Regions from separate parts of the Homo sapiens genome. Here regions 1 and 3 are each linked to region 2. A link is a contact called in ENCODE Hi-C or POLR2A ChIA-PET data. All regions are on one chromosome and are shown on one strand. The core of a region is the stretch at or near the end of the contact, and the rest is flanking DNA. Distances in the headings are between cores, read along the strand shown. Region 1 holds the start of ZNF764 (zinc finger protein 764). Region 2 holds the start of PHKG2 (phosphorylase kinase catalytic subunit gamma 2). Region 3 holds the start of ZNF689 (zinc finger protein 689).

Evidence for each region. Hi-C counts contacts between places; a loop is a spot of excess contacts on that map. ChIA-PET counts read pairs that join two places held with the same protein, here RNA polymerase II (POLR2A). Pooled maps may share reads with other maps.
Region 1: a loop to region 2 is called in a map of B cell, with 17 times the contacts of the local background. The contact joins the promoter of ZNF764 here to the promoter of PHKG2 in region 2. A Hi-C loop is called at or near these places in 1 of 168 maps with a recorded cell type or tissue (B cell) and 5 of 50 pooled maps. POLR2A ChIA-PET finds 5 or more read pairs at or near these places in 2 of 52 experiments (IMR-90 and PC-9).
Region 3: a loop to region 2 is called in a pooled map, with 5 times the contacts of the local background. The contact joins the promoter of ZNF689 here to the promoter of PHKG2 in region 2. A Hi-C loop is called at or near these places in 5 of 50 pooled maps. POLR2A ChIA-PET finds 5 or more read pairs at or near these places in 3 of 52 experiments (CD4-positive, alpha-beta memory T cell, RWPE1 and naive thymus-derived CD4-positive, alpha-beta T cell).

Annotation. Positions count from the first base shown.
Region 1 is chr16:30,555,719-30,559,958 of GRCh38, forward strand. It overlaps ZNF764 (zinc finger protein 764), which reads right to left and starts at 2,656. Exons shown (of 3, transcript NM_001172679.2): 1 at 2,269-2,656; 2 at 2,015-2,128; 3 at 1-389. The coding sequence starts at 2,464. RefSeq lists enhancers at 1,544-2,105, 2,646-2,785.
Region 2 is chr16:30,745,724-30,750,214 of GRCh38, forward strand. It overlaps PHKG2 (phosphorylase kinase catalytic subunit gamma 2), which reads left to right and starts at 2,702. Exons shown (of 10, transcript NM_000294.3): 1 at 2,702-2,767; 2 at 3,080-3,192. The coding sequence starts at 3,098. RefSeq lists silencers at 2,449-2,748, 2,789-2,928.
Region 3 is chr16:30,608,496-30,612,934 of GRCh38, forward strand. ZNF689 (zinc finger protein 689) reads right to left here and starts at 1,894. Exons shown (of 3, transcript NM_138447.3): 1 at 1,342-1,894; 2 at 1,030-1,143. The coding sequence starts at 1,546. LOC124903678 (a long non-coding RNA gene) reads left to right here and starts at 1,979. Exons shown (of 2, transcript XR_007065051.1): 1 at 1,979-2,268. RefSeq lists a silencer at 1,584-1,633 and an enhancer at 1,921-2,890.

The DNA of each region.
Region 1 (4,240 bases), core at 1,406-3,905, 190 kb before region 2:
CAGACAGCGGTGGGGCCGCTCCCCACGATGGATGGCCCGGTGTTTGCTCAGGGAGGAAGCGTGGCCGAAGCCCTTGCCGCAGTCAGTGCAGTGGAAGGGCTTCTCGCCAGTGTGACTGTAGACGTGCTCCACCAGTGTGGAGCGCCAGGCAAAGCTCTTCCCGCACACGTAGCAGCCATGACGCTGGTCAGCTCGGGGGACAGGGGGGTGGGCACAGAGGGAGGGGCGTCCCCGGTGCGGTGCCTTGGACAGCTGCTCCCAACCATAAGGGGGCCCGGCCGAGGGGGCTTGGGGAGACTTCAGCCCAGGAGACCCGGCGGCCACAGGGTCGGGCTTCTCCAGGGCTCCCGTCCCTTCCCTTTGTCTTTCCTTTTTCTTGTTTCTGGAATCTGCTGAGAGATAAAGAGGGGAGAGTTCAGGCTCGGCTCATCCTGGTCCTTGAATCCCACAGCCCGCGTGGACAGGGACAGGCCTGCTGGATCCCCGGCTGCTCCTGGGAGATGGAGGAGTGACACCTGTTCCTCGGCTGCAGAGCCAGACAGAGCCGGGAGGGAGAGAACAGCCCATTCCGCCTCGGGGCTGGGGAAATGTCACGGTGGGGGAAGGGCAGAGATGACATGAACATCTGGGCCTGATCCAGAAGGAGGAACGGACACCTGAGGATGTTCCAGGCAGCAGGAACAGCACCAAGAAAGGCAGAACCAGGAGGGCATGGCCAAGTTCAGTGGGGCTGGATACTCTGCAAAGGCTGAGGGCAAGAAATGAAAGAAAAAAAGGGGGGCGGACGGGGAGAAAGGAACCAGCCTGCAGGTGAACGGCAGGGGTGGGTCCTGAGGTGGAGGTAGAGTCAACAGAGTTTAAGAGACTGGGCGTGGGGGCTCAAGGCGGTAATCCCAGCGCTTTGGGAGGTAGAGAAGGAGGATCAGCCTAGGATTTCAGGACCAGCCTGGGCAACACACCGAGAGCCAAGACCCCCTCTATAAAATATATATATTACATAACAATTTAAAACAATTAGGCCAGACGCAGTGGGTCACTTTGGAAGGCCGAAGCAGGCGAATCGCTTAGCTCCAGGAGTTAAAGACCAGCCTGGGCGACATAGTGAAACCCTGTCTCTACTAAAAATACAAAAAATTGGCTGGGCGCGGTGGCTCACGCCTGTAATCCCAGCACTTTGGGAGGCCGAGGCGGGCAGATCACAAAGTCAGAAGTTCGAGACCAGCCTGGCTAACATGGTGAAACCCCATCTCTACTAAAAACACAAAAACAAAATTAGCCGGGCGTGGTGGCGGGCGCCTGTAGTCCCAGCTACTGGGGAGGCTGAGGCGGGAGAATGGCGTCAACCAGGGAGGCGGAGCTTGCACTGAGCCGAGATGGCGCCACTGCACTCCAGCCTGCGCGACAGAGGAAGACTCTGTCTCAAAAAAAAAAAAAAAAATTAAGCAGGCTTGGTGGCGGGCGCCTGTAATCCCAGCTACTTGGGAGGTTGATACAGGAGAATTACTTGAACCTGGGAGTGGGAGGTTGCAGTGAACTGAGATGGCACCACTGCACTCCAGCCTGGGCAACGGAGTAAAACTCTGTCTAAAAAAAAAAATTACCCAGGCTTCGTGGCGAGCACCTGTACAGTCTTAGCTACTCTGGAGGCCCAGGTGGAAGGACTGCTTAAGCCCGGGAGTTCCAGGCTACAGTGAGCTATGATGCCGCCACTGCACTCAGCCTAGACAACAAAGCGAGACCCTGTCTCTAAAACAAAAACACCAAAAAAAGCCCCCAGAGTGTAGTGACCACGCAGAGGTGAGGACTCAGAGGCGGGTATGGCAGGGCCAGAGCCCCCATCACAGCTCCTTTCTAGGCTGCATCTGGGAGCCACGCAGGGGCTCAGCCTCGTCGTCGCAGTTGAGAAGGCAGTTCAGAGAGGAAACTGCTAAGCAGGTAGCTGGAGGTGGCAGAGGGTACCGGGATGGGACAGGAACAGAGAAGTCCCCATGGGACTGAGCACCCGATACTCCACCTGGGTCCGTTTGTGTCTGACATTTCGCCACCTCCGGATCCTGGGCAGCCGGACCCCACAGTTCGGCCTCCTCCTCCACCCAGGAGATGAGAGCTGGCTTGTTGCCTCCGATTCCTAGGGAAGAAGAACGCAAACCCCACGCTGCGGGGAGGCCACCTGCCCGGCCCCGGGGCCCCCAACTTCACGCGCAGCTCCCAGAGGCGCGGCAGGGCCTGTGGGGGCGCAGGGCTCAGGCGAGCAGGTGGGGCTCTCACCGAGAGCGCTCAGGTGGCCGTAGGTCTCCCGCATCACGTCCCGGTACAGGGCCCTCTGCGCTGGCCGCAAGCAGCCCCACTCCTCCCGGCAGAAGTACACGGCCACGTCCGCGAAGCTCACAGCCCCCGGCTCCCTCCACTCGGGTCCGGCCCCGTTTGGGTCCCGGGGAGGGAGCGGGGCCAGAGGCGGCGCCATGGTAACTGTCAACCCCGACGACGGATCGGCTGCCTCCCCTGGCCTGGCCTGGGCCTGCGGAACCTCCTGCGCCCGAGAAAGCCTCCCCGGCCCGGGCCCAAGGGAAGGAGGGAGGTTACTAGGGCCCCCGAGGGCGCACTAGAGGGCGTGGAAACTAACGGTGCCGATGGCAGCGGGTGTATAATCAGAAATGGAATATGCCCTCATAAAAAATGGCGGCGGCGCGGGTACTCGACCTTTGCCCCTACGCAGTCGTGCCCAAGACAACGCCCCCGGTATCTCCAGTCCGCGTTCTCTCCGTACCCTCATCCAAAATGGCCGCGGTGACTAATACAGAGGCCGGCCTTGAAAACTAGCCGCGCATGTTTAGTCCCCGGCCCGGCGAGGCGGTGCAGCAGAGAGCTCCGCCCCGGCCCGGCGAGGCGGTGCAGCAGAGAGCTCCGCCCCGGTTTGCACGAACAAAAGAGCGCCTCGCGGGAGTGAGCTGGCCTCCCGGCCTTACTGAACTCAGGCATTAGTTTTCGTTTGTGGACCGTTTTATAATCGGGCTCCAGCTCATCACTCTCTCGTTTTGTCCTTGTTATCTCAGAAACAGGGCAACAGCAGTCTCTTCCCAATGTTGAGTGTAAAAAAACCAATGGAGTGGGCGTGGCGCAGTGGCTCACGCTTGTAATCAGCAGTTTGGGAGGCCGAGGCCAGCGGAACAACTGAGGTCAGAAGTTCGAGACCAGCCTCACCAACATGGTGAAACCCCGTCTCCACTAAAAACACACAAAAAAACAGCCAGGTGTGGTGGCGTGCACCTGTAATCCCAGCTACTGGGGAGGCTGAGGCAGGAGTATCGCTTGAACGCGCGAGGCGGAGTTTGCAGTGAGCCGAGATTGCCTCACCGCACTCCAGCCTGGGCGACAGAGCGAAACTCTGTCTCAAAAATAAAAAAGAAAGAAAGAAAGAAAAAGGAGTGGATACAGGAGAACCTCCTCCATCGTAGGCTTGTTGGGGCCTGAAATTCTGGAAGTTTCTAGATGGCGGAGGCAGTGGGGAGAGTAGGGTAAGGTTGAGAAAGTCAGAGGGTCCTCTCTTCTAGGAGCTTCTCCCATGTGCTGCTCAGGACGCCTCCCAATTGCCAGTCTCCCTGTAGCTGCAGCCGGGCTCTCACCTCCCCTCACATCCTGCCCCTGGACAGATGGCCCAAGGCTCCTCTACTCAAATCCAACTCATCCCTTTCTTGCCCCAATCTGCTTCCCCTAGGGTCTTTATCTAGTAAATGTCACCAACTCTCCCCCAGACCTCTCTCTCACTTTCTGATGGTCTATTCTGTGCTCCACGTGACTTCATACATGTCCTGTTGTAGCAGGACAAGCCACAGACAAAACCCCTCAGACACCGAGTTGAAGGAAGGGTTTTATTCGGCTGGGAGCATCGGCAAGACTCACATCTCAAAAACCGACTCCCCGAGTGAGCAATCCCTGTCCCTTTTAAGGGCTCACAACTCTAAGGGGGTCCCCGTGAGAGGGTCGTGATCCATTGAACAAGCAGGGGATATGTGACTGGGTGCTGCAGGCACTGGTAATTAGAACAGGACAGGACAGGACAGGGATTTTCACAGTGCTTTTCTATACAATGTCTGTAATCTATAAATAACAAAACTGATTAGGTCAGAGGTCGATCTTTACCAGGCCCAGGGTGTGGCGCCAGGCTGTCTGCCTGTGGATTCCATTTCTGCCTTTGAGTTTTTACTTCTTCTTTCTTTGGAGGCAGAAATTGGGCGTAAGA
Region 2 (4,491 bases), core at 1,452-3,951:
TATTGTATTCCCTCTGCAATTTCTAAATCAGGAAAAAAGGGTAACACATTTTAGAAAGTGTTTTTGTTTTTTTGTTTGTTTGTTTTGAGAAGGAGTCTCGCTCTGTTGCCCAGGCTGGAGTGCAGTGGCACAATCTCTGCTCACTGCAAGCTCTGCCTCCTGGGTTCACACCATTCTCCTGTCTCAGCCTCCCAAGTAGTTGGGACTACAGGCGCCCGCCACCATGCCCGGCTAATTTTTTGTATTTTTAGTAGACGGGATTTCACCGTGTTAGCCAGGATGGTCTTGATCTCCTGACCTCGTGATCCGCCCACCTCGGCCTCCCAAAGTGCTGGGATTACAGGCATGAGCCACTGCACCTGGCCTGTTCTTTGTTTTTTTTTTTTTTTTTAACTCTTAAGTTCTGGGATACAAGCAGAACATGCAGGTTCGCTACGTAGGTATACATGTGCCATGGTGGTTTGCTTCACCCATCAACCTGTCATCTAGGTTTTAAGCCACCATGCCCTGCTAATTTTCGTATTTTTAGTATAGACGGGGTTTCACCATGTTGGCCAGGATGGTCTCGATCTCTTGACCTCGTGGTCCACCCGCCTCGGCCTCCCAAAGTGCTGGGATTACAGGTGTGATCCACCGCGCCCGGCCCAACGCATAGATCTTAAGTGTGCAGCTTGATTATTATTATTTTTTTTTGAGATGGAGTCTCGCTCTGTCACCCAGGCTGAAGTGCAGTGGTGTGATCTCACTGCAACCTCTGCCTTCTGGGTTCAAGTGATTCTCCTGCCTCAGCCTCCTGAGTAGCTAGGATTACAGGCGTGTGCCACCACGCCCGGCTAATTTTTGTATTTTTAGTAGAAATGGGATTTCACCATTTGGTCAGGCTGGTCTCGACCTGACCTTGTGATCCACCCACCTCAGCCTCCCAAAGTGCTGGTATTACACGCGTGAGTTAACCGTGCCTAGCCGACGAATGTTTTAACGTAAATAAACCTGTGTAGTCAGTCACTCACCACCTATAGGAATATAACATTTGCAGCACATCAGCAAGTTCCCTCATGCTCTTCATTATTATTTTTATCCCCGATATTGACCTATGGAAACCCTTTCAATCTGGTTCCTGTGTCCTTGTGATAAGCCCCGCTCATTAGTAATGTCTGGCACAAATCACTCCAGACTCACCTTGTACTTTCCCTGCTGAAGCCTAGAAATTGGCCATTTCTCCTGAAAAGACTTAGTTCCTTTTATTGGGTACTGTTATTGAGAAATCAGCATCTAGACACTAGGCGTTCTACTGGGAAGTTACTGCTTAGGGCATTCTGAAAGCAGAGGTAAGAGCCAGTAAATAGTTAATGTTATCTACTTTACATCTTTTAAAAATCTTTTTAAAAATTCCAGTCAATCATAGGGTTCTTTCTCCACTTTCCCCATTCCAGATTCCAGATTCCAGATTCCCACAGTTAAGAACCTTGGCTTCCAGTCACATCAATATATTGATTACTCAGCTTCAGAATTATTATCCTGTTATATTACCAAACAACAAATCTAAGTAAAGTTCAAGATTTTTTGCAATTTTGCCTTTAGATTGATGGTATAGAGTCATAGTACTCTATAAAAAGTTACCTGAATTCATTTTTCTTCCCTCATAATTGTAATCCCAAAGTGTCATTTCTAAGATAGCTGTAGGGAGATAAGTTAATTCTTTTCCTCTTTGGCTGGAACATAACCTCCACAGGGTAGGGGTGTGTGTGTTGTTTCATTGCTCTCAGTCTAGTTCCTAGGTCTTAGACGGTCATAAAAATTTGTTAGTGAATGCCAGGTTTGAGCTATGCACTGAGTCACTCCTGGCAGAATCTAACAACCTGGTGGGTTTAGAACAGAGTGTGATACAAGGCTTTTGGGAGAGGGTGGAAGATTGAGAAAGTGTGTAAATCCCAGATAGTAAACGCTAGGGCTTTGGATGTATTTAGGAGGAGTTGAAGCGGACACAGAAAAGGCTTCCTCTGGCATTTTAAGTCCGAACTAAGAGGCCAAGCTGGAGTCCAAGCTGCGTGTGTCCAAATGTTTTAAGGGCTGGAGTGTACTCAGGACAGGCGCTTTGGGCCAGGCTGCTAATATTGAAAAGAGCTTGCTGGGCGTTGTGGCTCAAGCCTGTAATCCCAGCATTTTGGGAGGCTGAGGCGGGAGGATCGCTTGAGCCCCGAAGTTCAAGGCTGCAGTGAGCTATGATCGCGCCACTACACTGCAGCCTCAGCGTGGGCTACAGAGCGAGACCCTGTCTGAAAAAAGAGAAAATGCTGAATTCAGTTAGGGATGCTTGGAGGAGACCGAGGGAACCCTGCTCAAGTCTGGGAACTAGAGGCGCGGGAAGGTCCTGCTTCCCCGCCACCCAGAGATCACGTTTCCCAGTAAACCCAACTTCCGGGTCCCATTCCAGGCCTCCAAGCCCACGTGACAACAAGCTCCGCCCTCTGCTGTCCCGCAGATGCCACTCGGTGATTGGCCGCGTCTGAAGCCGCGCCCCGGCGTCGCGTTGCAGCCTTAGGTCCAGCCGAGCGCCGACTCACGCCCCAGCCCCAATTGGGCGGCCGGTTTCCAATTGGAAGGGCTTCTGAGCCTCAGTCTTCGGGCGGCGCTGACCATTGGCGGGCAGGATGGAGGCGGAGCCTTGGGTTGTCGCCCGCCGCCGGGGGTTAAGGTGAGCGACTGCAGGCAAACCCGGCGACAGCGCAGCTCGCGTCGACCCTGGCTCCTCTGCCTGCCCCCTCAGGTGAGCCTGCGCTAGACCCCCGTCCCCTTCCTGCGCCCGCCCGAATGCGCCTGCGCGGCAACAGCCGCCTGCCCTTGCGCCCCTTCCCCCTGCCTCCTGGGCACATCTCCCCACTCCCCTCCCTGCCCTGCCATCCTCCCGCCCCCAGGCTCTTCTGCGGGGTCTCCCCAGTCCGGGTCCTTCCCCCACCCCCCCCCACCCCCCAGGACCCTGGCGCCCCAGCTGCAAGGGCTGCGCCCCCGGGAGCCGCCATGCGGGTCGTCTCAGAGCCTGTGGGCCTCCCTGCCCTCACTGCCCTCCTCCTCCGCGCAGGCCCCCGCCTCCTTCAGGATGACGCTGGACGTGGGGCCGGAGGATGAGCTGCCCGACTGGGCCGCCGCCAAAGAGTTTTACCAGAAGTACGACCCTAAGGACGTCATCGGCAGGTAAGGCCGCGGCCAGGGAAACGGAGGTCCAAAGAGGTCGAGCCCCAGCATTCCCGCTTCCGTTTGAAGGCTGGAGAGTTCGCGGGTGGTGGTGGTGGTGGTGGTGGTGGTGGTGGTGGTGGTGGTGGTGGTGGTGGTGGTGGTGGTGGTGGTGGTGGTGGTGGTGGTGGTGGTGCTGCTGCTGCTGCTGCTGCTGGTGGTGCTGGTGCTGGTGGTGGTGGTGCTGGTGCTGGTGGTGGTGCTGGTGGTGGTGGTGCTGGTGGTGGTGCTGGTGGTGGTGCTGGTGGTGGTGTGTGTGTGTGTGTGTGTCTTTCGGTGGTGGTGGTGCTGGTGCTGGTGGTGCTGGTGGTGGTGGTGTGTGTGTCTGTGTGTGTGTGTGTGTCTTTCAAGTTCAGGTTTTCTCAGGAGAAGACTGGATAGTTGGTTTTGTTTGTTTGTTTGTTTGTTTTTGAGACGGAGTCTCGCTCTGTCGCCCAGGCCGGAATGCAGTGGCGCGATCTCGGCTCACTACAACCTCTGCCTCCTGGGTTCAAGTGATTCTCCTGCCTCAGCCTCCCGAGTAGCTGGGATTACAGGCGCGCGCCACCACGCCGGCTAATTTATATTTTTAGTAGAGGCGGGCGTTTCACCATATTGGCCACGCTGGTCTTGAACTCCTGATCTCGTGATCTGCCCGCCTCAGCCTCCCAAAGTGCTGGGATTACAGGCGTGAGCCACCGCGCCTGGTTGACTGAATAGTTCTAAATGGGAAGAATCAGTGATCAGTGGAGAACACCTAGTGACTAGACTCTTACCTTGGGTCAACCCCATTTTTTCACGGATTCATTCATTTATGCCTTCAACACAAAGCTCAACACGGGGAGGGCAGAAAAGATGCGTATGCCCTGGAGGTACTCCACCCGAAGTGACTGAAATTGGCACGTGAACGTTAAAAAGGCATCAGGCTAGATAGGTAGAGGTCTGTATCAAGTGCTATGGGATTCCAGAAAAGCACACCTTCTCAGGAGGAGTCACCTTTGGGCTGGGTCTTGAGGTATGAGTAGGAGTTCAGGGGGGGGTCTTTAAAATCGCAAAAATGTATGCGTGTGGTAGATGTCTCCAGCTTTCATCAGATTCTCAAAGAGGCTCATTAAAGCTGGGTCATAATTAAAACATGGCCTCAAACTCAGATGCCCTTAGTGGTTGCGCAGGAAATTGAAACTGTGAAGTGGCCAAGAGTAAGAGAGTAGGAAGTGTTGTGGAAGGTGGAGGGTTTTGCCCCACCTATGATGTATGAATTCAGATTTGTGTAAAAAAATA
Region 3 (4,439 bases), core at 644-3,143, 140 kb before region 2:
GGTCTTGAACTCCGGACCTCAAGTGATCTACCCACCTCGGCCTCCCAAAGTGCTGGGATTACAGGCATGAGCCACCAGCCGGCCGGTTTTCAAACCTAGATGCACATCTGAATCAGCTGAGGCTATTTAAAAAATGGAAGTTCCTAAACATTCACACGAGTGAATGAATAGCTCTGGGATGGGGTCCTGGAACCTGCGTTTTTACCAAGTTCCCCAAGTGATTTAGATATAACCAATGGCCATTTAACAACCTTGGCAAAAATTAACTGAAAAGTTTTAAGCAAGGAAATATCATGGTCAGATCTGAATCTTGGACAGCTATCCCTGGTCTTGAAGAATCTGGCTCTGAAATTCCAGCCCAGACAGCTCCATCTTCTACTATGGGTGGATCTGGGACCCTTCTACCTGAATGGGGTTAAGCAGAGCCTTGTTGGATTCTGAGGAGATTGCAGTATGTCCTTCGCTGATAAGGGTCATCCTGCCGTAAGAGCAGAAAGAGGCCCCTGCATCCCAGGCAGCTGTTCCCCATGAGCTCCCTTCAACCAAAACCCAGAAAACTCTGAGAAGTTTAGGATCTCTTTGGTCCAACTCAAAGGTGGCTAGAGGCAGAGATCCTGGAAAGGAGGCAGAGGGTAGCACCTGTTAAAAGCTCACTGATTCTGGCTGGCTGCAATGGCTCACGCCAGTAACCCCTGCATTTTGGGAGGCCAAGGCAGGAGGATCGCTTGAGGCCAGAAGTTCAAGACCGAACTGAGCAAGACAATGTTTCTACAAAAAAAAAAAAAAAAAAAAAAGACGAAGAATAAGCCCACTGATTCATTCACACAGTGGAAAACTGCAGCTTGCAGACTGACATAGGAATCTCTGTGTGGTGGACCGGCCCCACACCACCAGACACAAGAGGCTGGGAAGATGAATATACTAAATACGCGGCACCCACCCCTAGCCCAACCAAAACTCTGGACAGAGCCGTTAGAGGTAGAACGTTATAGGAGGGCTGCAGGCTCTGCGTGGTTATTTAGCACTCACTTCTCTGGACTGTTAGCCCTCTCGGGTACTCCTGCGGATCTAGAGCAGCCGGTTCCCAGTCATCGGTGTTTCGTTCCAACCAGGAGATGAGGGCTGGTTTGGGACCTGCGCACCCTGGGGAAAGAGAACAAATCAGAAGGCCAGCTCCTAGATCACGCCGAGTAGTATCTCCCCGACGGCACCTCCTGCTAAGCCCCTGCCCACCTCCCCTGACAACCTGGTCGCCTGCCAGGACCGTGGCCTCCCTGCCTACACCCTCTCCGGCTCCTGCATCCCTTCGCGCCCCGCGGCAGCGGATGGGGCCGGCCTCACCGAGCGCGCCCAGGTGACCGTAGGTCTCCCGCATCACGTCCCGGTACAGGGCCCTCTGCGCGGGCCGCAGGCAGCCCCACTCCTCCGGGGAGAAGTACACGGCCACGTCCACGAACTTCAGAGCCCTCGGCCTCCTGCCCCTTTTCCGACTGGGTCTGGCCTTTCCTGGTCCCTGCGCAGGGAGCGGAGCCGAAGGTGGCGCCATGGGACCCGAGAAGCCGGCGCCACGGCCTTCCGTGTCCAGGCCTCGGCCCTCGGGCGCTGGCGGCCCCTGGGATCGAGGAGCCCCTGCCGGACCAGGGCTGAGCGTGGCCGGGGAGGCCCGGAGGGAATCGGAATTGGTCGCCCGCGGGGCTAACGGAAACCTTTTGCTGTTATTCAGGAAACTCCTGCCCGAACTTGGGTGAAAGGCACCGGAAGATGCCTTCGGGGAAAATGGCGGCGCTGCTACCGCACCGCCTTTGCCTGGAACACAGGCAGCTTCCAGCTATCGATTTTATTGACCGGAGCGCCATGCCGGCTTCCTAACCTCTTTGCCCTCAAGTGTAATGGCGCTGCGATTGGGCTTCACGCCGTCTTTTTTCCCCTCCCCAATACGCGCGTTCATTGGACGAGAGCCGAAGATCGAGCGTTCTGATTGGGTGCTAGCAAAGGCGGTCCGTTTGAACGAAGCCAAGAGCTGCATAAGGGCAGGAAGCTGGACTGCTAGGATCAGGCGACTACAAGGAGTTGTGAAGCGACTTGCACCGACCTGGGGGCAGCAAGAGGCCCCGGGGCTGCTTTCCGCTGTTCGACTCTGGCAGGCTCAGCCAATCACTGAAGGAGGGAACGATTTGAGCGATGGAGCCACTCTGGCCGAGTTAGAGCTGAGATTATCCTGAGTTCCTTTTACTGGTGTTCTCAGAGCATCCTTGACTTTGGAGAATGGTTATCTTCTTTGTTTGCCCTTTAGGGGAGGGAATTATGGTTAGCATTTCCTGGGGGCAGGCGCCATGCCCAGCATATTACATATTTCATCTTTATTATTTTTTATTTTTATTTTATTTATTTATTTTTGAGACAGAGTCGTGCTCTGTCGCCCAGGCTGGAGTGCAGTGGCGAAATCTCGGCTCACTGCAGCTTCCACCTCCCACGTTCAAGCGATTCTCCTGCCTCAGCCTCCCGAGTAAGTGAGATTACAGGCGCGTGCCACCACTCCTGACTAATATTCATATTTATTAGCAGAGATGGGGTTTCACCATGTTAGCCAGGCTGGTCTCGAACTTCTGACCTCAAGTGATTCACCCACCTCGGCCCCACGAAGTGCTAGGATTACAGGCGTGAGCCACTATGCCCGGCCTTATTTTTATTTTTTTGAGACAGGGTCTCACTCTGTTACCCGGGCGGGATGGAATGCAGTAGTGCAATCTCAGCTCACTGCAGCCTCTAACTCCTGGGCTCAAGCAATCGTCCTGCCTCAGCCTTCAGAGTAACTGGGACTACTGGTGTGCACTACCACGCCTGGCTAATTTTTTATGTTATTTGTTGAGTCAGGGTTTCCCTGTGTTGCCCAGGCTGGTCTCGAACCCTTAGGCTAAGTGATCCTCCTGCCTCGTCCTCCCAAAGGGCTGGGATTACTGGCATAAGCCACAGCACCGGAGCCATTAGTTATTCGCTTTTTTTTTTTGAGACTGGGTCTCATTCCGTTGCCCAGGCTGGAGTGAAGGCATGCACCCACAGTGCTCTGCTAATTTTTTGTATTTTTGGTAGAGACGGTGTTTCGCCATGTTTCCCAGGCTGGTCTCGAACTCCTGAGCTCAAGCAATCCGCCCACCTCGGTCTCCCAAAGTGCTGGGATTACAGGAGTGAGCCACCACACCCAGCCCGTTATTAATTCTTTACTAGCATTTTGTGAACCAATGGTTATCATCCTGGTTCTACTAATGAAGAAACGATCTCAGAGGGATTCCATGAGTTTCCAGGGCCATACTGCTAGTAAGGAGTGGGGAATAAAGATTTAAACCTGGGGCAGACAGAGCCTTTATTCATACCACTGATAGGCATCCTTCCTTCACAGTATCCTAATTTGCTTGCTAAACCAGGAATCCACCTGAGCTCTTGTTTTCTTCTCAAGTTCAATATTCTGCATAATCTCCCTACATTATTTTCACGTGACATTTGTTCAACGTACAAAGCATAGTGCTAGGCAATTGGGAGAGCGTACATAAATAAGTCATAGGCCATGCTTTGAATGGAGCTTACAGTCTAGTAAAGCATATAAATTCACAATGAATCATAACAGAATGATACAAGCATGTATGTGAAAGGCACTGAACTGAAAATTGCTGATGGAACAAGCCAGCACCCACCCCATTAGCCTCCACATTTTTTTTTTTTTTTTTTTTTTGAGACGGAGTCTCGCTCTGTCACCCAGGCTGGAGGGCAGTGGCGCCATCTCGGCTCACTGCAAGCTCCGCCTCCCGGGCTCACGCCATTCTCCTGCCTCAGCCTCCCGGGTAGCTGGGACTACAGGCGCCCGCCACCACGCCCAGCTAATTTTTTGTATTTTTAGTAGAGACGGGGTTTCACCATGTTAGCCAGGATGGTCTTGATCTCCTGACCTCGTGATCCACCCGTCTCAGCCTCCCAAAGTGCTGGGATTACAGGCGTGAGCCACTGTGCCCAGCCCTTTTTTTTTTTTTTTTTAGACGGAGTCTTGCTCTGTTGCCCAGGCTAGAGTGCAGTGGTGCAAACTCGGCTCACTGCAACCTTGGCCTCCCGGGTTCAAGTGATTCTCCTGCCTCAGCCTCCCGAGTAGCTGAGATTACAGGCACCCGCCACTTTGCTCGGCTAATTTTTGTATTTTTAGTAGAGACGGGATTTCACCATCTTGGCCAGGCTGGTCTCGAACTCCTGACCTCATGATCCAACCACCTCTGCCTCCCAAAGTGCTGGGATTACAGGCATGAGCCACCACGCCCGCCCTAGCCCCTACTTCTATGTATGTGTTATACTGCAGAGTTTCACCAGCTCAATGCCACCCCCAAGGGTCCTGCGAGCAGGAGAATACACCATTTGCCATGTCTCTTAGCTAGTGACATGCACATCTATCTCTCTAA